Linked DNA regions of Homo sapiens: region 1 is linked to region 2. The links are chromatin loops, found by intact Hi-C in ENCODE. Cell type or tissue: gastrocnemius medialis. All regions are shown on one strand. Links, peaks and the distances in the headings refer to the core of each region. The heading gives the core; the rest is flanking DNA.

Evidence for each region. Hi-C counts contacts between places; a loop is a spot of excess contacts. Peaks named below come from ENCODE experiments on the same cell type or tissue, not always from the same donor. Only the 100,000 strongest peaks of a DNase experiment are listed, where the experiment ranks them.
Region 1: a loop joins it to region 2, with 2.7 times the contacts of the local background. A loop is called at or near these places in 1 of 110 quality-filtered maps.

The regions. Positions count from the first base shown.
Region 1 is chr16:49,808,250-49,816,075 of GRCh38, forward strand. All of the region lies in intron 1 of ZNF423 (zinc finger protein 423), which reads right to left. Among named protein-coding and RNA genes, the nearest start is that of ZNF423, 44 kb to the right of the region's middle. RefSeq lists enhancers at 320-1,265, 1,266-2,210, 2,211-3,156. In gastrocnemius medialis, for the core only: no CTCF peak of the experiment used is centred there; a DNase peak (open chromatin) is centred at 3,612; H3K27ac peaks cover 2,423 bases.
Region 2 is chr16:49,657,953-49,665,778 of GRCh38, forward strand. All of the region lies in intron 3 of ZNF423 (zinc finger protein 423), which reads right to left. Among named protein-coding and RNA genes, the nearest start is that of ZNF423, 190 kb to the right of the region's middle. RefSeq lists enhancers at 3,300-3,801, 3,802-4,301, 5,108-5,642, 5,643-6,176. In gastrocnemius medialis, for the core only: no CTCF peak of the experiment used is centred there; DNase peaks (open chromatin) are centred at 3,729, 4,019 and 4,769; H3K4me3 peaks cover 594 bases; H3K27ac peaks cover 1,125 bases.

The DNA.
Region 1 (7,826 bases), core at 2,414-4,913, 150 kb after region 2:
CAGGGTTTTACCATGTTGTCTAGGCTGGTCTTGAACTCCTGGCCTCAAGCAATTCTCCTGCCTTGGCCCCTGGAAGCACTGGGATTACAGATGTGAGCCATTATGCCAGGCCCAATTTTTCTAATAGACAATAAAATAAACATAAGAAGTAACATGTTCCTAACAGATGAAGGAATAAATATATATAAGTATGAAGAAAAGAGAACCATTCACCTATCAGCCACCTGAATCCCACAAGCCTCCGGTGCAATGTCCCATTTTGGGGACAGTGGGCATGAGAAGTGCTGGGCACCTCTGATAAAGAGGTGCATGTCAGTTGTCCTAAATGGATCTCCGGGAACCCACTCAGCCCACTGGAGTTCAGCAAGGGCTGAGTGTTGCATGCCAAGGGCAGTGCTGGGCAGAGGACAGTGGGAGGGGCGGGGGACATGCTGGCTACACACTCTGGCAAGCAGTGAAGTACTCCCAAAACCTGTGGCTCATCCACCCCCCAGGGCCGTTAGCAGAGGGGTGGAGAGGGGTGGAAATCACGACAAGTGTGACTATTTCCCAAGTGCACCTGACCACCTGCCCCCATGGCCCAGGGACTCCAGCTGTGCATTCCCTACGCACACCAGACAGGGCCAGAGAGACCCACCAGGCTGCGGCAAGGCTCAGGGGAAGCCAAGCCAGAAGACACGGCCTCAGAAAGGTTCAGCAATGGGAAAGGATACCACTGAGGGCCAGAGCCCCTGGCAGGAGGCACGTCCCCGAGCAGGGGGCACACTGAGCCCTTCCTGCCCCAACCACATCTGTCTCATCCCATAGCCCTGCACGGCCCCACACTTGCCAGATGTGGCCACCCGTAGGGACCAAGTTCATTTTCCGCGTGTCCTGCGATAATACTTGGTTGTGTTTATTTAACTTTCTGCTTCGAATGGCGGAGAGATGGGCCAGGAAAATCAGTTTGGCTCCCTTCGATCAAAACATAGCGGCCCACACATAATGCGAGGACACCCACACAGAGAAGCTCTCCCACACCATCAGAAAAAGCACATCTGGTCCACGGCTGGCAGGGGCCGGCCCGGCCCTGGGGGCCCTTGGAAAAGCTGCCTCGTGCAAAGCGGCATAGGCTGCAGTGGTCCCATGCTCTGTGTGTCACCCACACTGCTATGCTCCAGCGGGCGGCAGCAGGTTCAATCTCCCCACCCAGGCAGAGAGGTCTCAGAGAAGCCTTGTGTTCCACTACACACAAGCCAGTGCAGCCTGTGTGTAGTGGAACTCACACCCAGGTCCTGCTGGTCCTGGAACCCCCAAGAAGGCGAGAGGGGGACTTTGGGGAAAAGGAGAATCCGAGAGAAAGGTCCCAGAGGCTCCGCTCTGCACCTGCGAGAACAGATGTGGCTGCCTCATCCTCCCATAGCAGACCACATGCTGGCTCCCAGAGGGGAGAGGTGGGGACCCCCGGGTGGGTTAGCACAGCTGGTAAAAGCATTCCTGCTCCCACTTCTGATGGCCTCCAAAGTGCCTCCACCAAGCCCTGAGGCATCTGAAGCCTGCTCCTGAGACTGGAAACAAAGACACCAGGGGGTCTGGGGCTGGAGGGTCCACCCGGGAGCTCTTAGCAGGACACCAGGGGAAGCCTTATGAACCGCATGAGAGTGAGAGCTCGCCCAGCTGTCAGGACCCAGGCCCCCAGCCTGCGCCCACCCATTTTTTCCTCCCACCCCCAGCTCCTTCCCTCGAGGACAGGGGCAACCATGTGTCAAAGGTCTGCCCAGGCCCCATTTCCTGCTGACAGCACCCCTTCCCCACTCTTTGGCCTGGGGATATGCACACTGAAGGCTTGGTCCACCCTTGGGAAGACAAACACAGGGAGAGGCCCCAGAGGTCCAGGGTGGTCTGGGGTCGGGGAGGCTGGGGGAGTCCTGGCACCTGGAGATAATCTAGAAGAAAGAACACGTTCCCAGACTCACAGACTCCTCACCCCAAAGAGGACAGCCAGAGAGGGGCCTCTGCCAGCCCCTTGCCCCCAGCCCTGCCACACACCCTTCTTACCTCCTGATGCTCCAAGCCATGCACCCACCTGCTCCCTTCCAGGCAACCACCTTCCTGTCTCAGGACCTCTGCCACTGCTGCTCTCATTACCCAAAACACCCCTGCCATGTTGGAGGCCCCCACCAGACCTCTGCTATCCAAGAGGCCTTCCCAGATCCCTGGATAAACAGACGCCTCCTTCTCTGGTCCCCATAATCCTCTCTGAGGGCCCGACTCAGCTGAGACCCCTGGGCGCATCAGGGTCCCCTATGCTGTGAGCTCCCTGAGGGACAGCCCCACCCTGTTCCTCCTCCTTGCCCCTCACTCCCAGCTCAGGGCCTCGTCTCCACAGACAACTGCCATGAGTTGATTAAAATGAATTCATCGCAAGCCCTTTGCTTTGTTACTTTTTTAATCTTCCAGATTATAGGAAAAATAAATAAATACAGGTGAGTACTCAGGGAAAAATAAAACCACCTATAATGCCCCTCTCGGAAATGCCATGGGTATTTGAGGGCAGTCGGCCCTACCGGACACTTTCTGTGCATTTACACTTTCTCTCCTTCAACACAAATGGGACCTGGGGCATGTCTGAGTGGTCTTGAGGCCCTCGGGGTGTGCAGGGCAGCGCTGAGAGTCCGGCCACAAGAAGTTCACGGGCCCACGAGGATGTGGCTAAGGAGGGGCATCAGGGTAATGGGGGGTCTTGAAACCACATCTTGGGAGGGGAAGTGAAGGAACTGATGCTGTTCAGCCCAGAGGGGCAGGCTCAGGGGGCCCTCAGAGCTGTCTTCAGGCATCTGAAGGGCTGTCACAGAGAAGACAGACTGCGCTGGCTGTGTGGCCTCAAGGGGTCAAACCGGGACCAACCAGTGGAAGGCACTACAGAAAGATTTCAAGAAGAAACAGATGGGACGATTTCAAGAAGAAACAGATGGGACGCTATCAGCAGAGGCAATGAGGGGAGGTCTGCTTGGGGGTAGTGAGGCTCCCGGCATGGGAGGGGACCAAGCAGCGGTAGAGAGACCCCCAAGAAAGTCAAGGCTCAGCTAGGAGAGGAGTTAGAGTTGGCCTTGATGGGATCTCAAATGATCGCAGGGGAAATAGGTAGGTACCAGAAATAAACACTGGGGGTGGAGGAGACAATGGCACCACTCTACCCCCAACCCAGCCCACGCTGCCACCCAGAGTGTGCTTAGCAGGGTCCCATTTTCTGGTTTCTCCAGGGAGGCCAGAGATCTGAATATTTATAGGAACCATTCCAATTTTAAGACAGGCTGACCAAACTTCTAGCAGTCCAAATACAGTCCTTGCACTGCAGGCTGCCGACCCCCTGGTCAGACAAGGAGCTCACAGGGCAAACGAGGCTACTGAAAGAAAAGGGAGCCATTTCCGGGCCCAGAAGAGCAGCCATCCCCGCAGGACTGGAATGGGTTAAAGTCTGAGTTGGCTCTCTGCTGCTCCAGGACTACAGCTGGCCTCCTACCCCCACCCCCGCCCCCAGAGGCCCTGTCAGCTGCCCAGGCCCCGCCTGACCGCCCGCCTCAGCCACCCAGCCTGGAACCCCAGATCTGGGAACAGGGCAGCTGCCCTGAGGCTGGCCAGCCACCGCCAGCCAGAAAGAGATTCCGTTCCCCATGCCCTGCTGAGAGCCATTTGCTCATCTGGGATGGATGCCACAGGGGCAGAGAAGCAGGCTCTGTCCCGCTCTCCTCTCCCCTTCCTCCTGCCCCTAGGCCTGTGACAGGGAGCAGACCTCTGGTGCCACCACAATCAAAACTCCGCTGAGCACCGGTGACTAGGCGGGGTGCTCCACACACAGAGCACTTGTGTCACCTTCCTAGGGATCCTGCAGGGAGTCCTCAACCATCCTCATTGCACAGGCAAGAAAACCTATACTCAGAGAGGTTAAGACACTTGCTCACGGTCACACAGCCAGCAAGTGGCAGAGCTGGGATTCAAATCCAGACCTATGCAATTTAAAATCCCACACCAAGCCACTGGGCTAGAGGGTCCTGGCTCTCCCACATCCACATTCCCCATCTACCTGGTTGTTTTCTAGAAGCTACAGGCACCTGCTGCCTGGCTGGCTATGAGAGGGGAGAGAGGGCATAGTCAACGCTACTGATAAAGGCTGGGATAAGGGGGCTGGGCATGGTGGCTCACGCCTGTAATCCCAGCACTCTAGGAGGCCAAAGTGGGTGGATCTTTGGAGGCCCAGGAGTTCAAGACCAGCCCAGGCAACATGATGAGCACATCTCTACAAAAAATACAAAAATTAGCCAGGTGTGGTGGCATGCGCTACTCAGGAGGCTAAGGTGGGAGGATCTCCTGAGCCTGTGAGTTCTAGGTTGTAGTGAGCTGTGATTGTGCCACTGCACTCCAGCCTGGGCAACAGCGTGAGATCCCATCTCAGAAAACCTAAATAAATGAATAAATAAAGTCCTGAAGCAGTACTGAAGTAGCTGATTTGGAATCATTTCTCACAGTCTGGAAAGTGAGAAAGGGTGAGGGGCTGTATGGTGTACTTCCATTTGTGTTGGGGAGGGGAGATAAATACACGAATTTTCATGTGTCTGAACACACGTAAATTGCCCTGGAACCAGACACAAGAAACTAGGACCAGCAGTGGCCTCCAGGGAGGACAGTGGGTGGCTGGGGGAGTTTCTAATTTTGCTCCTTGTGCATTCATTAGCAATTCGTGTGTTTAAAAGTGTGTGTGTGTTCTACTTAAACCCCCTGCCACACCACCAGGGGCACCCACACTTGCCTTGGGGTGCTGCATTTTTGCCTTCCCACCTTGGTCCACTCCCCTAGTTGTAGCCCTACTAGGCGGTGGGGCTTTGGGGAAGTTCTTGCTGCTCTCTCTCAACTCCCATTTCCCTGTGCGTATGAATGACATTAGACTGGACTTCCCCCAAATCCCCACCCACCCTGGTGCCCTACAGGTCTACCTTGGTGACTCCAACCCCACAGCCCAGAGCTGGCCTAACAGGCAACGGCGCACTTCACCCCCAGCCCACCCTGTGCCCCGACTCCAGGCAGCCAGAGCCTTCTGAGGTGGCAGGACAGGCCACCAGGAGAGCAGTGACAGCCAAGCAGACATGTTCATCCTCCAGGTATCCACTGCCCCAGCCTCGGATAACAGCAGCACCCCAATCGTGCCCTGAGGAACCGCCCCTAACCCTAACCTCAATGTGCCACCAGTCAAAATGCCCTGCCCTCCCCTGGGCCATGGCCCAGGCTCATGCTTGATCTGCCCAGGGATTGATCCTCAAGCAGAGCCACGCAGGAGACACGGGAGGTGACAAACTCCCGCCCCATGGCAGTTCCCGGAAGAGAACATCCATTCCCTCTCGCTCCCGCATCTCCAGAGCTGCCCCAAGGCCTCCATCTCTCTGTGCATTCACACTGTTGGCTCCCCCTTGGCCTCCTGTTAAAGTCTCTTTTGGCTTAAGTTGTCCAGAGTTGGCTTCTGTCACCTGCACCACTGAACCCTGCTGGACAGGAAACCAGCACAGTGGCCGAGACAGCAGCTGAGACCATGGAGATGGTCCTGCCATTGCAGCTGACTCAGAAGCCACCCAGGAAAGGCCAAAAGCTCTTTGGACAGGGGCCAGGGGTCCACATCCGCCCCCCAACTCCTATAAATGCCTTGGAGAACCGGGAGGCCCCAGGTGGGCTCCTGCAGAAGAAGCTGGAAAAAGAAAACAAGCAGCTCCTTCCTCAAGGACGTTAGCAGGATTTGCCGAACTCCCACTTTTTACTCCTGGAAAGCCCAGAGGACGCAGGAAGTGACAGTTCCAGGGAAGGCGTGAGGTCGAAGGCTGTGGGCTGCCAGGGTCCAAGAGCCAGGCCCTGAGGAGCCGGGGCTTCGGAGACAGAAGGCCCTGGGTCAAGGCCACAAGCCCAGCCCTCAGCAGCAGTGGGACTCCAGACGGGGCCTGTAATACTGAACCTTTTCAGGCATCACCTGTAAAATGGACATGATTCATCTGCCTTCCCGTGGGCTCTGGGGGGTGGGGGGATGACATCCCCGACATGTCCTGTGCCCAGGATAGACTGCACCTACCCTTTCCAACAATGGGGCAGGATCGGAGGGCAAGCAGGACAGGGGTGGGCTGTGCCAGGATAGACTGCACCTGCCCTTTCCAACAATGGGACAGGATCGGAGGGCAAGCGGGACAGGGGTGGGCTGTGCCAGGATAAACTGCACCTGCCTTTTCCAACAATGGGACAGGATCGGAGGGCAAGCAGGACAGGCATGGGCTGTGCTTTCTCAGGTGGGCAACTGAGGCTCAGACAGGAAACACGCTTGTTCCTGAGAAGTACAAAATTACTCCAATCCTCCAAGGTCCTCCTGAACAACCTAATCAATTGGCTTGCTATAAGATTTGTTCCAGAAAAGTTTTGCAAGCCACTATTGTAAAAAAAAAAAAAATTAATCCGCAATGAGTTTACAGCTCGACAGGCCTAGCACCCCATTTATCTACCTCATTCAAACCCAGGAGCATGACCCAAAACAGGGCTCTGATAGGGGTGAGCCTGGCATGTGAGCAGGGAGCCAGGAGGAGGTGGCATCCCCCACCCCAGGAGTGTGGATGGCCAGCAAGACGGAGGCGACAGGAGGCGGTCAGGTCTCTTCTGAAGCAGCCCCAGAGCACTGGCCATCTCAACTCTGCAGCGGGCATCTCTCCTGACCTCCTCTTTCCCACACGTGTGTCCTAGAATGCCACCTCCCAAGCCACGTCGGGGAGGGCAGCCTGCTGGTTAGGGCCTCAGGGTCTGGGATGAAACCAACCAGGCTCACAGCGGGGCTCGGCCGCTCATCAGCTGTGTGAACTTCGGCAAGTTACTCAGACTCTCAGAACTTGAGTTTCTTATCAGTAAAATGGGTCAAAGAGGGCCTACCTTAGTGGGAGAATAGGCTGCTCAGTAAATTTGGCCATTCTTATTAATAACACTATTATTTTCCCTTTCCTGCCCTGATACCCCCAGCTGCTCCACCAAAACGAACCAAAAAAAGCAGCCCCCTAAGCAGCAGCTGCACAAAGATCTCGATACGGGGTCAGGACAGGAAGTTATCTGGGAGTTCCCTAACTTTCCATGAGAAATCTAAGGCACAGACCTCATTCACAAGGGAAGTAGGGGGCCTGGCACCTGCTTCTGCTTCATCAGGCACAGTGGGAAACTGCCAACTCAGTCTAGTGCCCCACTGGACAGATGGGAAAGCTGAGGCACAGGGAAGTGGTATGACGGGTGCCAAGTCACACAGCAAACAGGAGGCAGGGCTGGTCCAGGAGCTCCAGGCAGACTCTGGCAGGGCAGCACTGCCCAGCTCTTTCAATCCTCGGAGTACTGGCAACCTTGAGGCCTTCAGGGCCAGCCAGGTAACATTAAAGGGTAAGGAAGGCTTGATGCACACAACAGGGAGTCATAGGTACGAGGAACAGAGCACGCAGGCTTGGGTATAAGCAGGCAGCACCAGCCCATCCTCACTGTACAGGAACTTGATCTCCTGATTGCTTTGAAGAACAGCTAGAAATCTGGATTTTTGTGCATACTTTCCTGAATTTTAAGTGTTACATTCTAATTCCAAACAAACAAAAAAAAAAAATATATATATATATATATATATATATATATATATTTTTTTTTTTTTTTTTTTTTTGAGACAAAGTCTCACTCTGTTGCCCAGGCTGGAGTGCAGTGGTACAATCTCAGCTCACCGCAAACTTCACCTCCCAGGCTCAGGCGATTCTCCTGCCTCAGCCTCCTGGGTAGCTGGAATTACAAGCGCCCGCCACTAC
Region 2 (7,826 bases), core at 2,608-5,107:
GGGTCTGTGTCCTATACTATTACTCAACCTTGTCCTTTCAACGACCTCAGGACTAACAATGTCAGGTACCCAAGTGTAATCCTAAATCATGATATTGATGAAATCATGAGTATGATGTTTTTGTAATGCCCATTAAAATAAAGATGTAATTGGGTTAAACATGCATGAACCACCAGAAACTGGGCTGGGCAGCCCTAGATGTGGCGCAAGTCCTGCTGCCCTGGCCCATACTGCAGTGACTGCAGCTCTTGGTCTGTCCCTCTCCCCCTCCAGACAGGGCAGTGCAGGGACGAGGGCGCACCTTCATAGCTGCTGTGTCCCCAGCACCGTGCCTGGCCAGAGGCAGGCAGGAGAGAAGAGGTGGGCTGGGCGCTGCAAGGAGCCCGGGGCCTGAGGAGGGCCAGGAAGAGAAGAGCCAGAGCATTTTCAAGGATGTGCTGGGCTAGCCAGGCGGCCCCTCTGAGGGCCCCACTCACCCCTAAACTCATCCAAATCTACAACACGACAGAGGAAATTCCAATTTTCCCGATTTTCATGTTTCCACCCCTAGAGTAATTGTCGTCGTGGACTTTGTAGCTGGGCTGTTGAGCCTCATGGCTGAAGGCTGCCCCAGCCCTGCCCGTGATGGGCAGGAGATGAAAACGACTCATCAGGCCTGGGGAAGGCTCTGGGATATGGCAGCAGCAGCAGAGAGGCAGCCACCTGGCCCTGGACCACCACGAGGAGGAGGAGTTCCAGTTTGTTTGGCCAGCACGTCAGGTCCCTGAAGGCAGCTGTGGCAGGGCATTCCCCTGACTGGATTCCGGAGTGTGGGGCAGGGCCCCTGAAGTCCTAGGCATCAAGGCTGGGGCATGTGGGTCCCCCACCCTTTCCCAGCATCGCTGACTCTTTCCTTGGAACCCCCGCCCCAGCACCCTGCCTGTCCCTGCTTTCTCAGCCCGAGTGGCCACCACCTCCTCCCACTGGAACCAGGCCCTCATCTGTGTGCCTCATTATGTGCTCCTGCTCACAAACAGACCTGAATATCAGCCACACTCACCAGACACTTCCTACGTGCCGGGCTTTCTTAAAATCTATATTATTTATTTACTCACTCATATTAGTCTTTGATGTTTTACTTGTTTTAGCGGGGGGTGGTTTGGGTTTTTAAATTTGAAATAGAGTCCCACTCTGTCGCCCAGGCTGCAGTGCAGTGGCGCAATCATAGCTCACTGTGGCCTCAACCTCCTAGGCTCATGTGATCCTCCCACCTCAGCCTCCCAAGTAGCTGGGACTACAGGTGTGCCACCACTCCTGGCTAATTTTTTATATTTTTTTGTAGAAATGAGGACTCGCTATGTATGTTGCCAGGCTGATCTCAAACTCCTGGGCTAAACCAATCCTCCTGCCTCAGCCTGCCAAAGTGTCAGAATTGCAGGCGTGAGCCACTGTGCTCGGCCGTTTTACTATTTAATGCATTTAAGCCACACATAATCCTTTCACTAGACCCCCCATTTTACGATGTATTGTGCATTGTACACATCGGGATACTGAGGCCCTTGAGGTCTGAGGGAGGGACTTGCCCCAGGGCAGAGTCCGGCAGAGCCAGGAGAATCTGGCCACCTGACTCATCAGCCATATGAAATGTTGAGATGTGGGGTTTATGGGAAACACACCCCTGACACACATACTCTCAAGAGGAGGCCGGGTGGACAGTGTAATGCAGGGGAGAGAGAAACTGATGGAGAGCGATCAGTCACCCCAGATCCTGCACATGGCACACGAGGGGCTTCAGGTGCCCACCGCTGCAGGCACTGGTACCCTCCTCATAGAGGGGTCTGGGAAGGGGAGATGCCACCCCCAGCCCAGCTCAGGCTGACGGCACCCCTGTGGGTGGTGCTGGGCCTACAGTCTGCCACAGGCAGCTCCACGGTCCCCAAATGGTCCCCAGCTCCTCCCAGCACCCAGCACACAGTAGGCCCTCAATATTTGCCAAATGAGTCAATGGATGCACACTTTAGTCAGGCCACTCGTCAGGGTGGGGTGCAGGGCCAGAAGGGAGCTGCACCTTCCTTCCTCCTCCTCCACCCGCAATATACCTCTCAACCACTTCCCTTATGCTTTTTTATCTTCTTCCAAGAATGTGATTAAGGTTTCCTCACAGGTACTCCTGGCTTCGAACTGCCTGGAGACAATTCTGATAAGCCCTGGATTCCTGGATCCCTGGATCCCTGGGAGCCCCCACAAGGTGCCTGGCAATAACTATCTGCTCAATGACTGAATGAATGAATGGATGAAAGGGTACCTGGCCTACGGGAAGCTCTTGGTAACTGTGGCATGAATAAATGAATAAATGGATGGATGGATGGATGAAATACTGAAGTCCAGGGCTTCGTCTAAAGGAGGCACTTGAAAACTATGGTATGAATGAATTCAGAATGAGAAAATGAGAAAACGAATGAATGAATGAATGAATGAATGAATGAATAGTCTAATCACAAAGAAGCAGCAAGGAGCCACTCAAGAGGCCCCTGTAAGGTGGGGCCTAGGAGTTGGGGACAGAGCCTCCAGCTGGAAGCCAGGGAGTATATAAGCCTGACCTGACCACCCTCCTGACCACCTGGGTCCAGTGGGGCTGCCCCCAGCAGAGCCTGTCCAGCATCACCAAGGTCCCTCGGGCCCCCTCTCATTATGGCAGAATGCAATTACTCCAGTCTTCAGTGGGGTCTGAATTTGTTATGATTTTATTTGAAAGAGCCTCTTGGAGCCAGGGAAGCAGCAAGGGTGTGGGGGTCAGGAAGCACGGACGGAGGCAGAAGGAACAGCTCAGCTACACAGCCTCAGCCTGAATCCCAGAGAAATGACATTAAAACAAAGGAGACACAGAGCTGGGGCAGGGTGTGGGGGGATGGGGGGGGAGCTTACTTATTCAGACCAGAGCCAAACAAATGGATAGATTTAATAAGATAATAAGCTCAGATTCCATGCTCTTAAAGATACAGACTGGGGCTGGGCATGGTGACTCACACCTATAATCCCAGCACTTTGGGAGGCCAAGGAGGGTGGATCACCTGAGGTTAGGCGTTCAAGACCAGCCTGGCCAACATGGTGAAACCTTGTCTCTACTAAAAATACAAAAATTAGCTAGGTGTGATGGTGGGCGCCTGTAATCCCAGCTACTCAGGAGGCTGAAGCAGAATTACTTGAACCTGGGACGCAGAGGTTGCAGTAAGCCGAGATCGCACCATTGCACTCCAGCCCAGGCGACACAGTGAGACTTCATCTCAAAAAAAAAAAAAAAAAGACACAGACTCAACAGTGGGATTTGGGGTGGGAGTCTCCATATTTTTCCGGGAAAACACCCCTCAAGTGGATGCCTTTCTTCACACACCACACTGGAGAATAAGGGTATGTGAATATGCATGTATATGCTTGCAGGCATGTGTGTCTTCCCCACCAGGGGGGACCCCCAAAACTCACCAGAAACCTCCTTACTTCCTAACCAGGACCTGTGAACAAATGCACCCCTCCACAAGGAACACACAGCCAAGCAGTGCCCTTGTAATTTTTTCAGGAGGAATTCGGGCCAGCCAAGCACAAGTCGGTGTCACCTCCTTCCCAGCCTGGGCTTCCCTGTCTCTGTCCAATGGACCAACAGTAAAAAGTGAGCACTTCCCGCTCATCTTGGGAAACACCTCGCATCCACTCACTCAATCAGCCAGCGACTGCACTGTTGAAATATTTATGGAGTGCCTCTTCTGTGCCAGGCTCTGCTGCAATTCCTGGGGCAGTGAGCACACCCAGCAAAGCCCTGCACCATGGAGGCTGCATTCCGGGGGCATCAGGATCATGTCCAGGAAGGCTCTGGAGCCAGAGAGCCTCCGTTCAAATCTCAGCTCTACCACTGACCAGTGGTGTAAACCAGGATACGTTAATGGACCTCTCTAATCTTCACCAAGAGGGAAAACAGGCAGAATCCCTTCTGCCTCCTCGGGTTGTGCACAGGATGAGATCAGATACCGCAGGTTAAGCACACTGGCCCAGCGCCTGGTACATGGCACATGCTCAATGAACAGATCATTGTGTGTGGTTTCCAGTCCAGTGGCAGCAAACACAGAGACCGCTGGGCAGAGCCGTGGTTCACTGTGAGACCCCCGCCCTTGGGGAACTCCACCCCCACTCCCAGGTTACCCTTCTCGCGGGCATCCCCAATTTACCACCTCCTTATGTCATTCCTGCCAATGTCATGTCATAAAGAAAGCCAGTCCCCCTGAAGGGCTCTGGTCCACCCCAAAAAGTCCTTAAATCCCTTCTACAAAGAGGTTTGGTCCCTTCCAATGAAGGGGAATCCACTCCCTTCTGAACTCCCTTAGTCTGCAGGAAGAAATGATCTCCTGATGAGCCCCAAAGGAGGGCCTGCTGACCTCCTCTCAGGGACAGGAATAACAGGACCCTCTGACTCCAACCATCCTCCAAGAGGAAGGACAAACAGCGAGTCACCTGCGATATGGCAGCCATTTTTTAAAATGACATTGCAATTTACATTCATTTATTCCTTCTATAAATACGAATAAGTGCCTACTCTGCCAGCCCTGTTCGAGGCTCTGGGGATAGGGTATGAAGAAACAAAGTCCTTGCCCTCAGTGAGCTTACAATGCAAAGAGAGGAGACTAAATCTTCCTGCTGAAGAAGGAATAAATCAGTCCGTAGTAAATCACGTGTTGCTATGAAGAAGTGCAGGGCAGGAAAAGGGTGAAGGGTGGGGTGCCACTCTGGACAGGTGACAAGGCGACACTTGAGCAGACACCAGAAGCAAACAAGGCAGCAGGCCAAGGCAGAATCTAGAGAGAGAGGATCCCAGGCAGGGATCTAGCAGGTGCAAGCACCCCAAAGCCAGAGCATGCAAACTTTTCAGGGCACATTTTCTGAGATGCCCACGTGGGGCTCAGTGTGAAGGCATGTGCCCTGCCTTCTAAGATCACAGGCCAAGCTGTCATCCAAAACCCCACAGGGACCCAAAATCCAACCCCAGCATCAACTCACTGTATGATCTGACTCTGGTCTCTCAACCTCTCTGGTCTTGGTTTCGGCAACAGCTAATCAGAACTGAGCATTATCCAAGCAGGCGCTGGCAGAGGAGGCCCCCAGAGTCCTCCCGAGTCTGCAGCTCTATGCAAAGCGCACCCACCATTCCTCTCCACCCCATCGCGCCATTCTCACACCCCGCGCCAGCAACACCACGCAGGATTGGTACTCCTGCCAAAATAGCTATTAACCCAGTAGCCAATAATAACACGTTATCCTATCAATTTGCTTCTGAAACGCTGTGTAATTGCAGAACCTAAGTTTGCCATCTCGGTAGCCTGGTTACCACATAAACAGAAAGAAACTCACCAGCCTCTTCCTGAGGAGAACAAGTGGCTGGCCACGAGAAACACCCGATTACCACTGAGGCCCCCCAGCCCACCCCCCTCGAGGCCCTACAGAATCCATCAGGAATCATAGTCTGGCATTCAGTACTTCAGAGGCTAGTCTCAATGTCCCCTTGGCATGCCGCCCCTGTGACTGGAGAGGGGACCAGTGCCCGGGATGGGATGGCTTTTTAGGTGGCAAAGTCAGGCCCGGCAGCTGCACTCTGGTGGCCTCCCTCCCGGCCAGTGGTGCAGGAAGTGGGACAGACATGAGGCTTCAGGAGGGCACGGGAGAGGGCAGGAGCCAGAGGCAGGCAAGCACTTGAGTGCAAAAACCATCACAGATGCAAGCCAGCCCTCCCCACGGGAGACAGAGGGGACAGGAGGTCAATGGGTGGGGCACAGAGGGAAGGACAGGAGAGAGGCAAGGGAGGGACTCCAGACCTAGGAGTCAGGGTGCACCCCAGGGCCCTCCCCATCCCCATGCCGCAGGGCCCCACCCAGGTCTGACACCCTGGCCACCACCACCTGCTTGGCAGCTGGCCGCCCACTTTTCCTCTCTCATTCCAGAAAAAAACGTTTCCTTCCTTCTGGATTTCATTCCACTCTGAGCAAACATTCCACTCCCCAACGCGCCGGGAGCCTCTAAGGGGACTCGGCGTTCCGGTGCAGACACCAGCCTGTTTTATTCATTCTTCCCCCTTCCAACCCAGCCACCCCCTCATCACTGTCCCATGCCTCCGCTTACCTTTCCCCCTGCTCACCAGGGCGTCCCAGGGCAAACTGGCCGATGCCAAGAGGGCCAGAACCTGAGCCCGGGTTCCCAGCACCCGGCGGCAGGGCAGGCGAGGGCTGGAGAGGCGCTTCCCACCGGCCCACTGGTGATCTCAGCCACGGGACGCATCCCCACCCGGCCGCCTGGGCCGGCGGAGAAGGATGGGCCGAGGGTGTGCTGCTCCCGCGGCGGCGCTTGGCGGAGGACCCAGCTAGCGGGAGAGGAAGGGCCTTGGGGAAGAAAAGGGGCTGGGAAAAGGCACAGATGGGGAGGGAGAGGACAGAGGAGGCCCAGGGCTCAGGCCACGCGGCCAGATGTTGACCCAGTTGAGGGATCCAGGCCCCGGGGGCGACCGAGGAGTTCTGGCTCCCCTGCCAGCTCTGAGATTCTACAGAGATGGAGGAGGGCCTGGGGCCGGCGCCATGCCAGGGCCTGGTGCTGAGGCTGGGGTTAAAGGGAGGACCACAGAAAGGGAGCAAGGGGTCTCTCTCGGACACTGCCCCTGTCTGCCAGGACAGGGTGGGGGGACGGCCCCTGGGAGGCCCCTGGGTGGGGTGGGTGGGGAGCTGTCTGCGGGAAGCAGCTCTCAGCAAATGAAAACCAGGCCTTGGAAACTGGCCGGGCCACAGCCAGGGCACAGCTCCAGGGAAAACCCCGCTGCTCACCGAAAGGTGCCCCAACCAGAGCGAAAGGTGATGTTAAAATGAACGAGCTAGGAGGGGCCAGGCAGCTTGAGCGAGATCGGGGGTGGCCCCTGGCTACAGCCCCACGATCCCTGCTCTTTTGTGCTCTGAACGCCCCTCATTGTGGGCACATTGTACTCCCAAGGCCTGCTTGCCTGTAAGTGCTGTAAAAAGCCAACTAACTGCGCAATTTTCTTCCCTTGGCTTCCCTCCGCTCAGCCTTGGTCAGGTTATCAGCTGAGCTGGGCCTGGGGCTGGGGACTGGCCTGGCTAGGCAGGCCTGAAGTCCCCACACCCGCCATATTTGGAAATTCAACTCTCAACGGTGCATTGAGGCCCAAGGGGTGGCACTTCCAAATTGGTGGGACACCAGGGTTCTGCCATCAAGAGCTTGGTGGGTAGCGGCATTCAGTAAATATAGATGTCACCCACACATCCTTTCATTCATTAATTCACCCATTTAGTTATTCACAGGATGTCTCTGATGTGCCTACAACCCAGCAGGCACTTAGGTGGTGAGGGTAGGAGGGTGAGCCACACTGGCAGCTCTTGGCCTGTGGAGCTCGCAGCCTAGGTGGAGGGACAACATTTGATCCCCTGTGTTTGCTAGGAGAAGTGTGTGGGGCCTGGGGGGAGAACAGGGGCGCAGTAAGGGTGCCAGAGCCCTCCTGGAAAAAGCAGGCTCTCCGTGGAGACCAGCAGGATGAAGAATTCACCAAGTGAAGGAAGCAAGGGGCAGAAATGAGCTCCAAGCGGCAGGACCAGCAAGAGCAAAGGCCTGGAAGTGAGACTGAGGTCTCTGACAGGTTTCACGGAGCCTCCTCCGCTCCTCACTCTCAGCCACAGTGGGTGGCCCAGCCCTGGTAGCACCGCCCCCCACCCCAGCTCACAGACTCGGGGAGCCCCCCATCAGCACCTCTGGAGGCCAATCCCACAAAGCCATCATCCAGCCGTCTCTTTCCCAGCTGAAGTTCTAGT